2 separate regions of the Homo sapiens genome follow, and region 2 is linked to region 1. Evidence: chromatin contacts called from ENCODE Hi-C or POLR2A ChIA-PET data. All regions are on one chromosome and are shown on one strand. The core of a region is the stretch at or near the end of the contact, and the rest is flanking DNA. Distances in the headings are between cores, read along the strand shown.

What was found. Hi-C counts contacts between places; a loop is a spot of excess contacts on that map. ChIA-PET counts read pairs that join two places held with the same protein, here RNA polymerase II (POLR2A).
Region 2: a map of esophagus muscularis mucosa shows a loop between it and region 1 (6-fold over the local background). The contact joins two enhancer-like sites. A Hi-C loop is called at or near these places in 1 of 168 maps with a recorded cell type or tissue (esophagus muscularis mucosa). POLR2A ChIA-PET finds 5 or more read pairs at or near these places in 1 of 52 experiments (PC-9).

The regions. Positions count from the first base shown.
Region 1 is chr11:123,157,206-123,160,370 of GRCh38, reverse strand. The region is part of intron 1 of CLMP (CXADR like cell adhesion molecule); the gene reads left to right. Among named protein-coding and RNA genes, the nearest start is that of CLMP, 36 kb to the left of the region's middle. Within about 2 kb of position 1,615, at least 5 of the 41 ENCODE cell types and tissues checked have a DNase peak (open chromatin) inside an H3K27ac peak, as active enhancers do.
Region 2 is chr11:123,627,768-123,630,932 of GRCh38, reverse strand. SCN3B (sodium voltage-gated channel beta subunit 3) reads left to right here. Exons shown (of 7, transcript NM_001040151.2): 7 at 1-1,745. Among named protein-coding and RNA genes, the nearest start is that of SCN3B, 25 kb to the left of the region's middle. Within about 2 kb of position 1,503, at least 8 of the 41 ENCODE cell types and tissues checked have a DNase peak (open chromatin) inside an H3K27ac peak, as active enhancers do.

The DNA.
Region 1 (3,165 bases), core at 366-2,865:
TATCTATCTTCTCAGGAAAAAGTTCAGGGTATAATTGGATTATTGAAATAAATTCTTTTACTTTCCTTTTTTTTTTTTTTTTTTTTTTTTTGAGACAGAGTCTCGCTCTGTTGCCCAGGCTGGAGTGCAGTGGTGCAATCTTGGCTCACTGCAACCTTTGCCTCCCGGGTTCAAGTGATTCTCCTGCTTCAGCCTCCCAAGTAGCTGAGACTACAGGGACGTGACACCATGACCGGCTAATTTTCGTATTTTTTAGTAGAGACAGGGTTTCACCATGTTGACCAGGCTGGCCTCAAACTCCTGACCTCCGGTGATCCTCCCGCCTCAGCCTCCCAAACTGCTGGGATTGCAGGCGTGGGCCACCGCACCCAGCCGGGATTATTGAAACAAATTCTTACCACCAGGGTCTGTTTTGTGGTTCTCCGAGCATTTAACAGCTTGTTACAAAAATAAAATTATCATCATCATCAGGCAGGAGGTCTTAAAAACAAACCAATGTGCTAGATGTAAACCAAAAAAATTGATACATTCCTCATTGTTCTTCCTTTTGGCTAGAAATTGAAAATAATTTTTTAAAGCAACAACTATTAATTGACTGAGAGGATTGGCAGAGAATTATGGAAAACACCTACTCATCCCTGCAGACTCAAGGTGCCACAGCCATCCTCCAAAAACCACCCTTCCTGTGTGCCCCCTGGGCCTCCCGCCACCTCACTGCCTTGTACGTGTCAGTTGCCCCTCCCTTATTCTGTTAAGTGTGAGATAATTATGCCAAGATTGAAATAGTAAGGCTAACATAAATTAAAACTGACACAGCACACCAATTTTATGCATTCCTTGACTCCAACCAGTAAGTGACAGGTTCTCATGTTCTCATTCAGATGCTGCCCACACTCATATGCTGCCTGGAGGGTACCCCAGGCTTGCCTGCCCACAGGAGACCTGAGAAGACACACTGTAGCCTCCTCACCCACCGCACCTGTTTCTTCCTCCTCCTTCCTGTCACATGCAGGCTTGCCCCATCGCCGGGCCAAGCGCAGCTCCGTCTTAGTAGCCTGCAAGCTCCCACGTGGACTAATTCCGTAATCTACTATGAGCACATTCTGGAAGGCTGATATTTACCTTCTCACTGAAAGTAACTGTTAAACTATTTCCGGGAGAGACTGGGTTTTTGCTGGGCTTTCCAAACACCATTTTAGGTATTTTTTAAATAACATACACACATCCAATTTTAAGCACAATGATTTCTTTAATGCTTTGACGGATCTTTGGCTTTTCTCACATTTTCGAAATGTCTTAGAACTAGGCCTACATAGCAACTACTTCATGAACTGCTTAAGGGAGGTCTGACTTATATTTGACTCCCAAGTGCCTAGCACAATCCCTGGCACATAGAAAGGGGTTCAGTGCATTAGACATAGAATAGCAATGGTCATAGATAATATTCACTGAACATTCTCTCTATGCCACACATCGAAGCCCTCGATGCAATTATATTATTCAATCTTAGTAATGACTACCTTGTGTGCTGTGTATCACTAGCACCACCCTTTGTAAATGAAAACAACCTGGGGCTCACAGGGGTGAAGAAACTTGCCCAAGTTCAACAGCCAGGAAGTGACAAATCAGATTTCAAACCCAGGTCTGTCTAGTTCCAAAGCCCCTGTGTTAAACTCAGCACAGCATAAGGACAACAGTTGAACTAACCCTGATTTTAGAGACTGTAAATAATCAGATAGTCTCCTGGCTTTGTGGTCTACTGCAAAACTAAAATAATACACCCAACAGCATGACAAGTGTGGGAAAACAACGAGCAGTGCCCTTTTAAAGGGGGAGACAGTGAGGCCCATAGAGGAGGGCAGGTCCACCCAGGGCTGCAAAGGCATCAGGCCAGAGCAGCACAGTCCCTGGAGTCCCCAAGACTGATTTCTAACATTGGAGGAGACTGGCACTCAAACCTTCCGCCGATCCTGAATTCGCCACCACTGTTCTAGCCATTAAACAGCCTTCTCCAGGAGAGAAGCATTTTATTAAGATTGCAGCATTCTATTATCTAGACGCATTGAGAGTTAGCTGGATAACTCATTAAAAAGGATTGCATCCACTGATTGATGGGATGGCAGACTATAATTGGAAGGGCACTTAGAGGCTGAGAGGCAGTACGTGACTTGCCTGAGATCCCAGTGCAGACCAGTGGCCAATATTAGAGCCCCAGCCTAACCGTGCAATAGGGGCACTTTGCATCTTCCTGCCCTGACAAAGGCTTGCTGGGTGTCGGAGTTTGAGTGAAGCAGTACAGAGTACTTTTCGGGTGGATTGAGTAATGTGTGTGAAAGCCTGGGAGAGCGAAACTGGGGGTTTTGTGCAGAAGAGAATGGGTTGGAAGCAGCAGGAAAAAAATAATGTAATAAAGAAATGGCTGTGGGGAAGGCAATGGGGCAGTACTGTGTTGGTTCCAAAATATCACTTAGAAGAAGAAAACGGCCCCCAACTCTCTCCCCAGTGCTGAAGGGCAATGGAACCACTTGCACTTAACATCCAAAGACCAGCGTCCCGGTCTCTGCTCCGTTACTTACACGCCGTGAACCCAGGCCGGTAACTCCACTTTGGGCCTTCACTACTTCTTTTTTTTTTTTTTTTTTTTTTTTGAGTTTCACTCTTTTGCCCAGGCTAGAGTGAAGTGGCGAGATCTTGGCTCACTGCCACCTCTGCCTCCTGCCCCACTCGGGGTTCAAGTGATTCTCCTGCCTCAGCCTCCGGAGTAGCTGGGATTATAGGCAACTACCACCATGCCCAGCTAATTTTGGGGGTTTTGTTGAGACAGGGTTTCGCTCTTGTTGCACAGGCTGAAGTGCAATGGCGCGATCTCGGCTCACTGCAACCTCTGCCTCCTGGGTTCAAGTGATTTGCCTGCCTCAGCCTCTGGAGTAGCTGGATTAGAGGCATGTGCCACCACGCCGGGGTAATTTTGTATTTTTAGTAGAGATGGGGTTTCTCCACATTGGCCAGGCAGATTTCGAATTCCTGACCTCAAGTGATCCACCCACCTCGACCTCCCAAAGTGCTGGGATTACAGGCATAAGCCACCACGCCACGCCCTCATTTCTTCTTTATTCATGATATAAAGAGGTTGCCCTGGGTGACTTCTAAGATATCCTGGTTCTG
Region 2 (3,165 bases), core at 254-2,753, 470 kb before region 1:
CAAGAATCCAGGTCTTCTGACTCCTCTTTCAGTTCTCTTTCCACTTAGACCATAGCTGCTTCCTTTTCTTATTTTTTAGCTTCCATCTAACCATTGCCTATCTTGCCTGTCCTAATGTTCTCCATCTTCTCTCACCCCTAATCCCACTCACTGCTTCTCTACCACTTTGCTTTTTGGTGGATGCTAGCAATGTGCTTTGAGAGTCAGTCCTATTTTGGTTCTCTTTCTAGTTGGTTTGTACATCATTATTTCTCCTGAATTGCAATTAAACTCCTTCCTGGGAGATTTGATAATGACTGTAAATCAATAAGGTACTGTGATCACCAGCCTACTTCCAATCTCCACCCACCTCCCTGTCTCTTCCCATAATCCTACGAAAGACCCAGACTAGATGTCTGTTTCTCTGGAAGCTTTATCTGGCATGATGTTGCTTATTAAAGGGCTTAGAAGAGTTCTCAAGGGCTATTAATATCACTTTAGAAACCCCATCTGTTGTCTTGGTGCTGGATATTTCCCATGTCTGATCCTCAATAACACAATTCACTAAAGGCCAAGCTTGGCTCAATCTGATTTTCCCATTCTTACTACTTCACAGCCATGAATGTGATTGCTCAATCCAGTTGGCCCTGAGAGCACCTTGCCCTGCTGACCTTCACTGTCACCTCGGTCTTGAATCAGAGCCCCAACCCAAACACTCCCTGCCTGTCCCTACCCCAGCCTTTATTCTCACCACTTGTTTAACGGCATGACCTTTTAGTTTCTCCATTCCCAGACACCCACACACCCAGACTTCCTTCTGAGTTGCAGGTTTCTCCTTAGATGTCCAACTAGAAATATTACTAGGAAAGTTACTTTTCAAAGCAGGAATGTGCTGGGAAGTAGGAGACAGCAACTCCCTCCTCTCTCCCCAAAATTATTGGATCAAAAAAGAAATTCCATCCATCTCAGAATCTGTGAGTCCTCCTCACATAAATCTGAGGGAAAAGGCTGTGTCACTGCATCTTTGCAGGAAGAAAGAGAAGCAAGAGCTAGACACACTTCAGAATATATCTTAGTTTCCCCTTTCCCAGTTTAACATGAAAATGAAAAAAGAAAAAAATGAAAAACAAAAACAAAAGAAGCCTTCCTCTCACCTCATTTTGTAAATGAAAAATCCCTAATTCAGTGAATTCACCTAGTCACTGCAAATGTATCTGAATAGTGCTTGGTGTGCTTGCCAGTCTGATCATCCACTCATTCTACTAACATCTTTTTGCACCCACTCTGTCAAGCTCTAGCCTAGACCTTTAGTGTGCCATGCAGTCACAGGTCTGAAAAGCAGCATCATCCAAACCTTACTTAATCTCTAAAATCTCAGCTGGTGGACAGCTCATGATTAGTTCAGCCCACTTCCTCCCCCTTAGTTGAGTTTGCAGCAGGACGCAGGAGATAAGCACTTCCAAGCAAGTCTGATTTATATATCAAACTCGGTCTCCATCCCAGGCCAGCTGACCCTCAGAGCCAGCAATGCTCTGTGCTTCCTCCCTGCGTCACGGCTTGGCAAGAGCTGCCTCTGCTGAGCAGTGTGTGTGATGGAGACGGAGGCCGCTGAAGGCCGAGTGCTTGCAGGCTTGTGAACTGCCATCGAACACAATCCAAACTCTGGAAATGTTCCTGACCACCTAAGCCCTCAACAACGTAATGCCTGTATGTGCTGTTTTTCAGTAAACTCCTTGTTCATGTCAATAAAGTATCCCTGAAAACCACTGTCTCTGGTTTTGCTCTACTTACTAAGTGTGTCTGCACCATAGACTATGGCTTCCCCCAGCACCCCAGCCTGCTTCAAATTCCCATACCCAATCTGTGGATATGCATGAGAATGAAAACCATGTAATAGCCTTACATTAAACACACACTAAATGTGTGATCTAGCCTCTCCGCTTCCCTTTCCTCCTCTACCCCAATACAAAGGAATACAAGAGTCACTTATGTTCTTGCCTGACATCAAACAAGTTTCCTTACCAGGCATCGAGGAGCTCCCTGCAAGGCTGACCTAATGAAGGGAGGAGCCAATCTGGCTCTCAGCTCCACCAGTTTAGGTAACATAAAAGAAGAACATGGAGCAGTCTCTCAACATTCATCTTCCTGGAAGTGTTAAGGCCCGAAGAGGGAAAAGTTCTATAAGAAACCATCATCGGGATTCACAGTCCACCACAATCTCCTGCAACAACAGTACTACTCATCATAAGATTAAAAATCGGCCGGGTGCGGTGGCTCACACCTATAATCCCAGCACTTTGGGAGGCCGAGGCAGGTGGATCACCTGAGGTCAGGAGTTCAAGACCAGCCTGGCCAACATGATGAAACCCCATCTCTACTAAAAATACAAAAATTAGCCGGGCATGGTGGCAGGCACCTGTAGTCCCAGCTACTCAGGAGGCTGAGGCAGGAGAGTTGCTTGAACCTGGAAGGCGGAGGTTGCAGTGAGCTGAGATCATGCCATTGCACTCCAGCCTGGGCAACAAGAGTGAAACTCCATCTCAAAGAAAAAAAAAGGTTAAAAATCATCCCAACGCTTTGGTAAGCTGAGGCAGGAGGATCACTTGGGGCCAAGAGTCTGAGACAAGCCTGAGCAACATAGTGAGACCCCATCTCTAAAAAAAATATATAGCCTAGCATGGTGGTGTGTGCCTGTAGCCCCAACTGCTCAGGAGGCTGAGGTGGGAGGAACACTTGAGCTCAGGAGGTCAAGGCCGCAGTGGGCCATGAATGCACCACTACCTCCAGCCTGGGTGACAGTGAATCTCAAAACAAAAGAAAATATTTTAGTATAATACCAGCAGCCATACCAAGAACGATGTGTGTTTTAAATGTATTATCTCTGAAACACTGAGGCTTGGAGTGACAGATGGGGCATAAGGCCACACAGTTGGTAAACAGTGATGCTATACTTTGTACTCAGGTCTGACTCCAAAATTTATCCATTCCAGTTGATCAGGCGGCCTCCCTCCCTCCCGTGAGAAGGTGGATGGCTGCGTGTGTGCGTGTGTGTGTGCGTGTGTGTCTATAAGCGTGCCTACAAACACATGCCTTCAGGACTTGCTGTGAGCCTACTTGGGAAGACCAGAAACATCTGAGGTGACGAGCATTCATAGATCAAGCAATAAACACGCACACCATTTATTA